Linked DNA regions of Homo sapiens: region 2 is linked to region 1. Evidence: read pairs that join two places in POLR2A ChIA-PET (ENCODE). Cell type or tissue: MCF 10A. All regions are shown on one strand. Each heading gives the region's core, and the rest is flanking DNA. Links, peaks and the distances in the headings are about the cores only.

Evidence for each region. ChIA-PET counts read pairs that join two places held together with the same protein. Peaks named below come from ENCODE experiments on the same cell type or tissue, not always from the same donor. Only the 100,000 strongest peaks of a DNase experiment are listed, where the experiment ranks them.
Region 2: POLR2A ChIA-PET joins it to region 1 with 5 read pairs; 4 of 35 experiments call an interaction of 5 or more read pairs at or near these places.

Annotation. Positions count from the first base shown.
Region 1 is chr12:121,783,266-121,790,409 of GRCh38, forward strand. All of the region lies in intron 2 of RHOF (ras homolog family member F, filopodia associated), which reads right to left. It also overlaps a transcript of SETD1B not described here. Among named protein-coding and RNA genes, the nearest start is that of RHOF, 6.8 kb to the right of the region's middle. RefSeq lists a silencer at 4,089-4,138 and enhancers at 5,995-6,711, 6,838-6,907, 6,988-7,144. In MCF 10A, for the core only: no CTCF peak of the experiment used is centred there; DNase peaks (open chromatin) are centred at 1,876 and 3,396.
Region 2 is chr12:122,108,907-122,112,906 of GRCh38, forward strand. The region is part of intron 1 of MLXIP (MLX interacting protein); the gene reads left to right. Among named protein-coding and RNA genes, the nearest start is that of MLXIP, 32 kb to the left of the region's middle. RefSeq lists enhancers at 1-203, 3,216-3,510. In MCF 10A, for the core only: no CTCF peak of the experiment used is centred there; a DNase peak (open chromatin) is centred at 2,265.

The sequences.
Region 1 (7,144 bases), core at 1,753-5,752:
ATATCCTGGCCCCCTCTCCACAACTGAAGCATCTTCAATGGCTCCCTATTGCCCCCCCCCCCACCTTTTCTTTGAGACAAGAGTCTCGCTCTGTCACCCAGGCTGGAGTGCAGTGTCCCAATCTCAGCTCACTGCAACCTCTGCCTGCCGGGTTCAAGCAATTCTCCTGCCACAGCCTCCCAAGTAGCTGAGATTACAGGTGCTTGCCACCATGCCTGGCTAATTTTTGTTTTTGAGACAGAGTTTCGCTCTTGTTGCCCAGGCTGGAGTGCAATGGCGCGATCTCGGCTCACTGCAACCTACACCTCCCAGGTTCAAGTGATTCTCCTGCCTCAGCCTCCCGAGTAGCTAGGATTACAGGCGCCCACCACCACACCCAGCTAATTTTGTATTTTTAGTAGAGATGGGGTTTCTCCATGTTGGTCAGGCTGGTCTCGAACTCCCGACCTCTGGTGATCCACTCACCTCGACCTTCCAAAGTGCTGGGATTACAGGGATGAAATTTTTGTATTTTTTAAGTAGAGATGGGGTTTTTGCCATCTTGGCCAGGCTGGTCTTGAACTCCTGACCTCAGGTCATCCACCTGCCTCGGCCTCCCAGAGTGCTGGGATTATAGGCATGAGCCACCGTGCCTGGCCCCTATTGCCCTTTGCATAAAATCCAAACATCTCCCCTGGTTCACATGACTTCATCGCCTGCCACACCCGCTTGCTCACTGCAGTCCCGCCAAGGCACCATCTCACTGTTTCTCAAACCCACCAAGCTCTCATGTCCCAGCCTTTGTGCTTGCTGTTCCACATGCCAGGAAGGTCCTTCCCTCATTTCTCTTTTCACCGTTTTCTCTCTAGCATTTTATTCTTAAACATCCAGATTAACCATCTATATTTTTTCCCTTTTGAGGATAACTGCCTGCCCTCTGCGACTGCCTTTATAATAATACATCCTATACTCTATGCAGTTTTCAGGGTGCTTTAGTCTAGAAATGGTTAAGAAATCCTTGGTGAAGCGTGGTGGCTCATGCTTGTAATCCCAGCACTTTGGGAGGCCGAGGCAGGGGGATCACGAGGTCAGGATTTTGAGACCAGTCTAACCAAGATGGTGAGACCCCGTCTCTACTAAAAATACAAAAATTAGCTGGGTGTGGTGGCAGGTGCCTGTAGTCCCAGCTACTCCAGAGGCTGAGGCAGGAGAATTGCTTGAACCTGGGAGGCAGAGGTTGCAGTGAGCCGAGATCGTGCCATTGCACTCTAGCCTGGGTGACAGAGCAAGACGTCGTCTCAAAAAAAAAAAAAAAGAAAAAAAAATCCTTACATGACAGCCAGATATGGTAGGGAAATGATGAATACTCCCACAACATAGGAAGAACCTGAGAGTCACAGAAATGAAGTGATTTGCTTGAGGTCAATGACTCAGTGACTGGGCCAGGAGTCAACCCCAGCTCATGAAATTCCAAGTGGGATGTTCCTTCTGCTGATACACACTAACGTGCTATTTTGTTTTGTATTGTGCAAAAATAGGTTCTGGTCCTTTAAGATGTAACAATGGGGTTCACAGTTCTGGCATAACTTATTCCCTTTTACAAATATGGCCGGAGTGAACAGGTACATTAGTCCCCCTAACCCACAAGGGTGGATTCCAAGACCCCCAGTGGATGTTTGAAACCACAGTCTAGAACTCTAGATACGCTGTTTTTTTCTATATGTACACACCTATAAGACAGCTTAGTTTATGAATTAGGCACAGTAAGAGATTAACAACAAGAATAAAATAAAACAGGGCCAGGCACCGTGGCTCACACCTGTAATCCCAGCACTTTGGGAAGCCAAGGCGGGAGGATCACTTGAACTCAGGAGTTCAAGACCAGCCTGGCTTGTTACCGAGCCAGCTACTGACTGACTCACAGGCAGGTGGTGTCTCCAGCAGGGATACACAGAGGAAGGGGCGAATCATATCCCGGGTGGGATGCAGCAGGACAGCGCACGATCTCATCACGCTGCTCAGAGCAGTGCATGATCTAAAATTTATGAATTATTTCTCGAATTTTCCAGGTAATATTTTCAGACCTCAGGTAACTGAAACTACAGAAAGTGAAACCGTGGATAAGGTTATAAAATGGGGCCCCCTTGGACGTCTTCTCTCATTTCTTTTTTTCTTTACTTTTTTTTTTTTTTTTTTTTTGGAGACAGGGTCTTGCTCTGTTGCCCAGGCTGGAGTGCAGTGGCACGATCTCAGCTCACTGTAAGCTACGCCTCCTGGGTTCAAGTGGTTCTCCTGCCTCAGCCTCTTGAGTAGCTGGGACTACAGGCAGGTGCCACCATGCCTGGCTAATTTTTTTTGTATTTTTATTATTTTATTTTATTTTTGAGACGGAGTCTCACTCTGTCACCCAGGCTGGAGTGCAGTGGTGCGATCTCAGCTCACTGCAACCTCCGCCTCCCGGGTTCAAGCGATTCTCCTGCCTCAGCCTCCTGAGTAGCTGGGACTTGACAGGTGCCCGCCACCACACCAAGCTAATTTTTTGTACTTTTAGTAGAGACGGGGTTTCACTGTGTTAGCCAGGATGGTCTCGATCTCCTGACCTCGTGATCCGCCCACCTCAGCCTCCCAAAGTGCTGGGATTACAGGTGTGAGCCACGTGCCCAGCCTTTTCTTTTCTTTGTTTGTTTTGAGACAGAATCTCACTCTATCGCCCAGGCTGGAATGCAGTGGCGTGATCTCGGCTCACTGCAAACTCCGCCTTCTGGGTTCACGCCATTCTTCTGCTTCAAGCCTCCAGAGTAGCTGGGACTACAGGCGCCCACCACCACGCCCGGCTAATTTTTTTTTTATTTTTTTAAGTAGAGACGGGGTTTCACCGTGTAAGCCAGGATGGTCTCGATCTCCTGACCTTGTGATCCACCCGCCTCGGCCTCCCAAAGTGCTGGGATTACAGGTGTGAGCCACAGCACCTGGCCTTTTTTCTGTATTTTTAGTAGAGACGGCGTTTCACCATGTTGGCCAGGCTAGTCTCAAACTCCTGACCTGAGATGATCCACCTGCCTCGGCCTCCCAAAGTGCTGGGATTACAGGCGTGAGCCACCATGTCAGCCAAGGTTGTTCCACTCTCGTCACACACAGCAGAGACAAGGGTTGAGACTTGCCCACTGGGTTTGGCAACTATGGCATGCAGTGACATCAGGACAGGAGGTGGCGGGGCAGGCATCAGGCTGCAGTGGGTGAGGGAAGAAGTCAGCCCCGGGGCGCTGGAGGCAGTCACACCCTGCCTGCCTTTCCTGGGGCCTCTGCCCTTGCTGTTCACTCCTCCAGAAGGCTCTTTCAACAGGGAGCAGTGTGGCTCCTTCCCTCCTCTCCTTCAGGGCTCTATGGAATGTCGCCTCCTCCCAGAGACCTTTCCTGACTGCTCTGAAACAGCTTCCTTGGCAGTCTGCCCCATGACAGTGGCTTTACTCATGGCTCTCACCCCTACCTGATTTCACAATACTTCTCTGGGGCCGGGCGGGGTGATTCACACCTGTAATCCCAGCACTTTTGGAGGCTGAGGCAGGTGGATCACTTGAGGTCAGGAGTTCGAGACCAATCTGGCCAACATGGTGAAACCCTGTCTCTACTAAAAATACAAAAAACTGGCCGGGTATGGGGCCAGGCACGTGTAGTCCCAGCTACTTGGGAGGCTGAGGCTGGAGAATTGCTTGAACCCAGGAGGCTGAGGTTGCAGTGAGCTGAGATCGTGCCATTTCACTACAGCCTGAGGAACACAGCGAGACTCTGTCTCAAAACAAAAACAAAAATCAAAAACAAAAAAAACAGTAATTCTCTGGGTTTTTTGGTTTGCCTCTCCTGCGGGCAGGAACCACCTCTGTGCTGTTCACTGTTGGGTCCCTGGGAACACAGGCGAGCTCAATACCTGTTTGGTGAAGGAAGGCTCAAAGGAAGGAGTGGTTGAAGAGGGTTAATCGTCATCTCTCTGGCTTTAGGTGCCCTGCAGCCTTGGCAAGGGCATTCCACTTCCTGACCTGTGTTCATTCAAGCAGCCACCCTGGGAGGTGCGCTGGGTGGGGACAGTTCTTCCTGTTAAGAACGCAAGTGGTGGAGGGGGCCTTTGTCAAGGTCAGAGACAAGCACCCTGTGAGCCAGAGGCCAACCAGTCCCCAAGGTCAGCTGCCTGCCAGGCCATTCTAAAAGCACCAGTTCTTCCAGGAAGCTGTCCCCAGCCTTCCCAACCGGGAATTAACCTCTGGGCCTCAGTTTTCTCATCTGTGAAATGGAGATGTGAAAAGTGAGCGAGCCTTGATGACAGTCATAATAAAGATGGTTAATATCGACTCTCTTTCTCTCATATAAAAGTCATGGTCTAGACCGGGCGCTGTGGCGCATGCTTGTAATCCCAGCACTTTGGGAGGCTGAGGCGGGCGGATCGCTTGAGGTCAAGAGTTCAAGACCAGCCTGGGCAACATGGTGAAACGCTGTCTCTACTAAAAATACAAAAATTAGCCGGATGTGGTGGCATATGCCTGTAATCCCAGCTACTTGGGAGGCTGAGGCAGGGGAATCACTTGAGCTGGGGAGGTGGAGCAGAGATTGAACCACTACACTCCAGCCTGGGCAACAGAGTGAGACTCTGCCTCAAAAAAAAAAAAAAAAAAAGGGGGGGGGGGCGGGGTTTGCTCTGTTGCTCAGGCTGGAGTGCAGTGGTGTGATCATAGCTCACTCCAGCCTCAACCTCCTGGGCTCAAGCCATCCTCCTGCCTCAGCCTCCTGAGGAGCTGGGGCCGCAGGTGTGTACCACTGTGTTACATGCCAGGTCTAGCTCAAAGCCCTTCACCTGGATTAACTCATCTTTCCCCCAAAAGCCCTACAAGGTAGACACTATTGTTGGCCCCATTTTACAGGCTGAGAAACGGAAGCACAGAGAGCTGGAGTGACTTGCCCCAGGCCACACAGCTAAGGGGAAGCTTTGTAAATAACAGAGGACCTTACTGGAGTATTTTTTTTTCTTAGCCTACCCCAGAAAACAGGAAGGAATCCTCACCCTACTTGTCCCAGCCCTGACCAGGTGAGGAAAAATGTCAGCCCTCTCAAGAAAGAGGGCCTCTGGAAAGGGAGAGGCAGCCAGCTCCGACTCCAGCACCTCCTCCAGGTTGCCTTCCTGGCTTGACTCTGCCCAACCCAGCTTTCCCTAGAATTCAGTGTGGGCCTTTGGGGCGTGGGGGTGGTGGGGGGACCAGGCCTGCAGAGGACTACTTCCGTGTGCACCAACCCCATGCCCACTTGGGGATGGGGGAGCGTACTATTAATAAATACCTTCTCTCATATGAGTCAGGAGGGTCAGGTTCCATTCACTCATGCACATTCTGGGCAGGACTGTTCAGGGCAGCCTCCACATCTCGAATTGACGCCCACATTTCCCTCTCTGGGTGTCAATTTCCTTATCTGGGAGAGGGGGTGATAACAGTGATAACCCTCCCCCTAATCTGGAAGGTGAAAGCCCAGGAGAAGGGAGGCAATGCTTAGAGCGGGAGCAGTGCAGGGGCAGGGGTGGAGTGGGGGGCAGTGCCGGGAGGCAGGAGGACTGCTATTGTGGTTACTGTTGAAACTTCCAGGAGAAGTTAATAGCCTGGCATGGTGGGTGGTCAGAACCCCAGAATCTTTGGACCCAGAAGCTTCAGGGGCCTCCCAGCCACCAGGTGATACCATTACCCTCCACATTCTACCTAAAATGATACCAGGGCTGAAAGGGTCCATGTCACCTGCCCGTAGTCACAGAGGGGGCCCATCCAGCCTCTGCAGATGGGCTTAGAGGTTAAAACAGCCCAGGTAGACCAGGCGTGGTGGCTCACACCTGTAATCCCAGCACTTTGGGAGGCTGACATGGGAGGATCACTTGAGCCCAAGAGGCTGTGGCTGCAATGAGTTATGATCATGCTATGGCACTCCAGCCTGGGTGACAGAGCGAGACCCTGTCTCTAACCATTCCCCACCTCAAAAAAAAACCCAGGAATTACATGCAAAGGATGCACGTGCTTCTGGTGAGGAAGTCTCTAGGCCTGGGCTCCCCCTAGAGCCGCCCATCGTCCTGACGTGCACTCAGGCGGTGCGGCAGGGCTGGGCGGAAGGGAGGCTCATGCCGCACACAGGGCTATTTTCTTGGTGGGATGAGGCTTTGCCAAGGAAGTCCTGCTTCCAGGGACAGGGGTCTCTAAGGCCCAGAGCAGAGTTGAGGAAAAAAGACCTCAAATCTGCAGGAGGACACACAGGGCGGGTGGACCCCAGCTCCAGCTGCGGCGTTGGTCAGGGAGGGGTACTGGCAGCATGAGAAGTGAAGCTGCCAGAAGAGGAACCCACTTTTACTCACTCTGCTGGGGGCCGCCCACCTGTGCTTTCCCAGGGAGACAGGGGCTGGGCAGCCCCAGCTGGGAGTTGAGACCACCTTCTGGGTGACCCCAGCCTTGTCTCAGCCCAGGCCTCCGGTGCTTCTGGGGCTCACAACACACATCTGTCCCTGGTTCCTTGTCTTAGCAAATCCTACTCCATTGCCTAACAATTTTCTTTCTGTTCCCATCTCAGGCTGAAAAGGGGACCACCGCTCCCCGGGCAACCCCTATCCCATCCTGTGCCCCTCTAACCCTGGACCCCACACCTTGGCCCTGATGAGCTCACTCTCCCGTCTGTGTCTTCACAGCCCACCTCACCCCGCCTCCCCCGGCCCAGGAAACTTCAGACTTCACCGCAGCTTCCTGCCTCAGAGGATGTCAGGGCCCCGGTGAGGCCGACAGAGCAGTGAGTGCCATGGCCCCCGCCCCTTCCCTTCTGAGCCCTGCGAGCCCCGTCACCCGATCTGCCCTCCCTCCGCTGTGGTGTCTGTAACTACTTCCTCAGGAGGGAGACAGCCACACGGGCCTTCCACGAGGGCCCCTGTGGGCAGCGTCCGGCCCCTGCCCAGGACCAGCGTTTGGTCCTGGGTGTGGAGAAATTCAGCCTCTGAGAGCCACCCCTGTCTCACAGCTCTGGTGGCCACCAGTCGGGAAGATGCCCCTTCCGCCACTGTGTGTGGCCCATTGGGTTCTAGAACTTTCTACAACTACGTTTACTAGACTCATTTCTGGCTTGGCCATTCCCTCACCCTCTTGGCCTTTGCCTCTCTCTA
Region 2 (4,000 bases), core at 1-4,000, 320 kb after region 1:
AGTCACTCTGACCTTGACTTTTAGTGACTAAACCTGTGCTCACCCTCATGTGAAACTATAAAAAATATAATTTCCTTTTTAGGTGGCACAATCTCAGCTCACTGCAACCTCTGCCTTCCGGGCTCAAGTGATTCTCCTGCCTCAGCCTCCTGAGTAGCTGGGATTACAAGCGTGCACCACCACACCTGGCTAATTTTTGTATTTTTAGTAGAGATGGGGTTTCACCATGTTGGCCATGCTGGTCTCGAACTCCTGACCTGAAGTGTTCTGCCCACCTTGGCCTCCCAAAGTGCTGGGATTACAAGGCGTGAGCCACCACGCCCAGCTAATTTTTGTATTTTTAGTAGTGACGGGGTTGCACTGTGTTGGCTAGGCTGGTCTTGAACTCCTGACCTGAAGTGATCCGCCCGCCTTGGCCTCCCAAAGTGTTGGGATTATAGGCATGAGCCACTGTGCCCAACTACTTTTTGTATTCTTAGTAGTGATGGGGTTTTGCCATGTTGGCCAGGCTGGTCTCGAACTCCTGGCCTTAAGCGATCCACACTGGGATTACAGGTGTGAGCCACCGTGCCTGGCCCAAATTGTTGCTTTTCACAGACAGGAAAGAAATGTAGATATATGGAATGCTGACAAAGATGTAATCCGTTCATACGTCTCAGGAGAGACAGAAGGGCTGTTTGACCTCAGATGGGTTGGCTGAGGAGATTTGCAGCATGTCTGAAATACAAAAACTGTTTCTACAGCTTGCCTTCGATTTAGAGTAGGCTCCAACTCTTCTGCCCATCCCAAACTCCTTTGCTACTTGGAAGGTTAATAAGTTGACTAAAAAACACCCATGGGAAGAGGATGCAAAGGAGAGATTTAGGTTGACAACTGATTCTCAGTAGCAGATGGGAGAAAGCATCTTTAGCAGGCAAAGGGAAAATGGATTTTATTTTGGAATTTCTATTATGTGATGAGGGCAGTACAAAGTTGTTCGTATGCTTTTTTGAATCCTCTTCCTCAAATAAGCCAGAATCCTGTGGTTGCAGTGGGTGTTACAGGATCCAGCTATTCTTCCTTTTGCCGAATGGAAGTGGGTGTGACCCCAACGCATCCCTGCTCTGGGTGCCTCTCATTTTTATTCTTTAGGGCCAGGAACTCTCTTTCTGGGGAGGGATACAATTCCAGACCCTTAAAACTGAAAATAATTGGGAACAATCTTTACTGAATTATCTCTTGTCTCAAAAAGGGAAAAACCTATTTAAAGCCTATTTAGGTTTAGGGTCAGGTACGGTGGCTCACGTCTGTAATCTTAGCACATTAGGAGGCCGAGGCAGGAGGATTGCTTGAGGTCAGGAGTTCGAGATCAGCCTGGGCAGCATGGGGAGATGCTTATCTCTCTTTTTTTTATTTTTTGAGACAGAGTTTTGCTCTTGTTGCCCAGGCTGGAGTGCAATGGCGCGGTCTTGGGTCACTGCAACCTCCGCCTCCTGGGCTCAAGCAATTCTCCTGCCTCAGCCTCGTGAGTAGCTGGGATTACAGGTATGTGCCACCACGCCCGGCTAATTTTGTATTTTTAGTAGAGACAGGGTTTCTCCATGTTGGTCAGGCTGGTCTCAAACTCCCAACCTCAGGTGATCCACCCGCTTCGGCCTCCTAAAGTGCTGGGATTACAGGTGTGAGCCACTGCACCTGGCCTGGGAGACGCTTATCTTTACCAAAAAAATTAAAATTTAGCTGGGCATGGTGGTGCATGCCTGTAGTCCCAAATTCTTGGGAGGCTGAGGTGGGAGGATCACATGAACCCAGTAGTTCAAGGCTGCAGTGAGCTATGATCATGCCACTGCACTCCAGCCTGGGCAACAGAGCTAGATCCTGCTCTTCAAAAGAAAAAAAAATAAAAAAAGGGCTGGGCGCAGTGGCTCACGCCTGTAATCCCAGCACTTTGGGAGGCCAAGGTGGGCGGATCACGAGGTCAGGAGATCGAGACCATCCTGGCTAACATGGTGAAACCCCGTCTCTACTAAAAATACAAAAAATTAGCCGGGCGTGGTGGCGGGCGCCTGTAGTCCCAGCTACTCAGGAGGCTGAGGCAGGAGAATGGCGTGAACCCAGGAGGCGGAGCTTGCAGTGAGCCGAGATGGCGCCACTGCCCTCCAGCCTGGGTGACAGAGCAAGACTCTGTCTCAAAAAAAAAAAAAAAAAAGTCTATTTATAGGTCTTGGCTACCTGGCGAGTGTTACCTTATCCTTTTAAATGCATCAGACAGCTTCAGATTTCTTTGACTTGTAAGTAGGCTGTGTAGCTGGCAGTGCCTTGAAATGACTAATAGTGGTGATAATATCAAATTTGTTTTTTGTCAGTCTTCATAGGTGCTTAGAAACATTTGCAAGTATGATCTGTTTTTATTACATCTCTGGTAGCCAATTTCTAGAGTCTTGACTCCAGGTGTGTACTCTGGCTAGAGAATGCTGTTCCTTGATTTATTGCCTCTTTAAGCCAGGTGTCTGCAATTGGGTAGAGTTTTTCATTCTTTACATAAACATTTTACCTTGGTGAATATTTAAACCAACTACCAACTGAATTACCTTTTTATGAAGGTGCTAGGGAAAAGCTGTATTCTTTGGGGACAGTCATGCTTAGTACTGAATATAATGGAAACCTTTCCCTGCTGCCTGTGGCTTAGCCGTTTGGTCAGGGTGAGGGTGGCAGCTGCCATATCAGCTAGGTGGGGCTATGTCAAACACAATAAAATGAGGATAGTGCTTGTGTTTGAGTGGTATAACTGCGTGATTTGGTTTTGTTTTGCTGTTTTTTCTTTCTAAATTTCCTTTTTATATTATTTAGAAATGTTAGAAAAATATGATCAGAAATGTGAAGGAGGTTCATGAAGCAAATTATAGCAAACCAGATAGCTTTGGATTTCTCTTTTTAAGTAGGTTAAGTAGTGTAAGTAGAATAACATTCCTTAATTTGGTATGGTGATGGCCCAATTTGAAGTGGGGTGCTGCCTACATTAATTGATTTATTAAACATAATCCCAATCAACATATTAAAATAGTTTTCTTTTTTCTTTTAGAATAGTTTTATTTTGAGATTTGTCAACATGGTCATAAAGTTCACTTGAAAGAATAGTAGGCAAGAATTCTAAAATTGTTTTAAAAGATGATGGGTGCTAACCTTACTTAGATAGTAAAGTATAGCACAGAGTTGTGGTGATTAAATTAGTGTGATGGCAGCACAGGATTGGACACAGGTCAGTGGTGATGCAGGGCCCAGAACAAGCCCTGGTATAGGTGAAGATGCAACATATGTTCAGAGAAGTGTCGTAAGTCATTGTGGGAAGATGAGACAATGAGATAACTAGTTGGAATTTGTTTTTGTGAGCTGTGTAAAGAACTAAATTGATTTTCTCCCCAGATGAATCAGAGTTATGTAAAAAGTGAAATCATTAAAAATGTATGTACAGGCCGGGCGTGGTGGCTCACGCCTGTAATCCCAGCACTTTGGGAGGCCAAGGCAGGCGGATCACAAGGTCAGGAGGTCGAGACCATCCTGGCTAACACGGTGAAACCCCATCTCTACTAAAAATATATATATAAAAAAATAGCCGGACGTGGTGGTGGCGGGCGCCTGTAGTCCCAGCTACTCAGGAGGCTGAGGCAGGAGAGTGGCCTGAACCCAGGAGGCAGAGCTTGCAGTGAGCCAAGATCGTGCCACTGCACTCCAGCCTGGGCAACAGAGCGAGACTCCATCTCAAAAAAAAAAAAAAATGTGTGTACAAAACCCATAAGAAACAACATCCAGAAGTGGTCCCAAATATATGTATCTATGGGAAGGGGGTGTATGATGAAGATGGACCTTTAGTTTAATGGGGAAAGATGGATTATTTAGGAAATCTTACCTAAAGCAGGATCCCTACATCATCCCTGTACATTCATTCCACCAAATAAATCCTAGTTGGCTTTATTGAATTGAATGTAACAAGGGAAGCCGTGAAAGTTCTAGAAGGAAATAG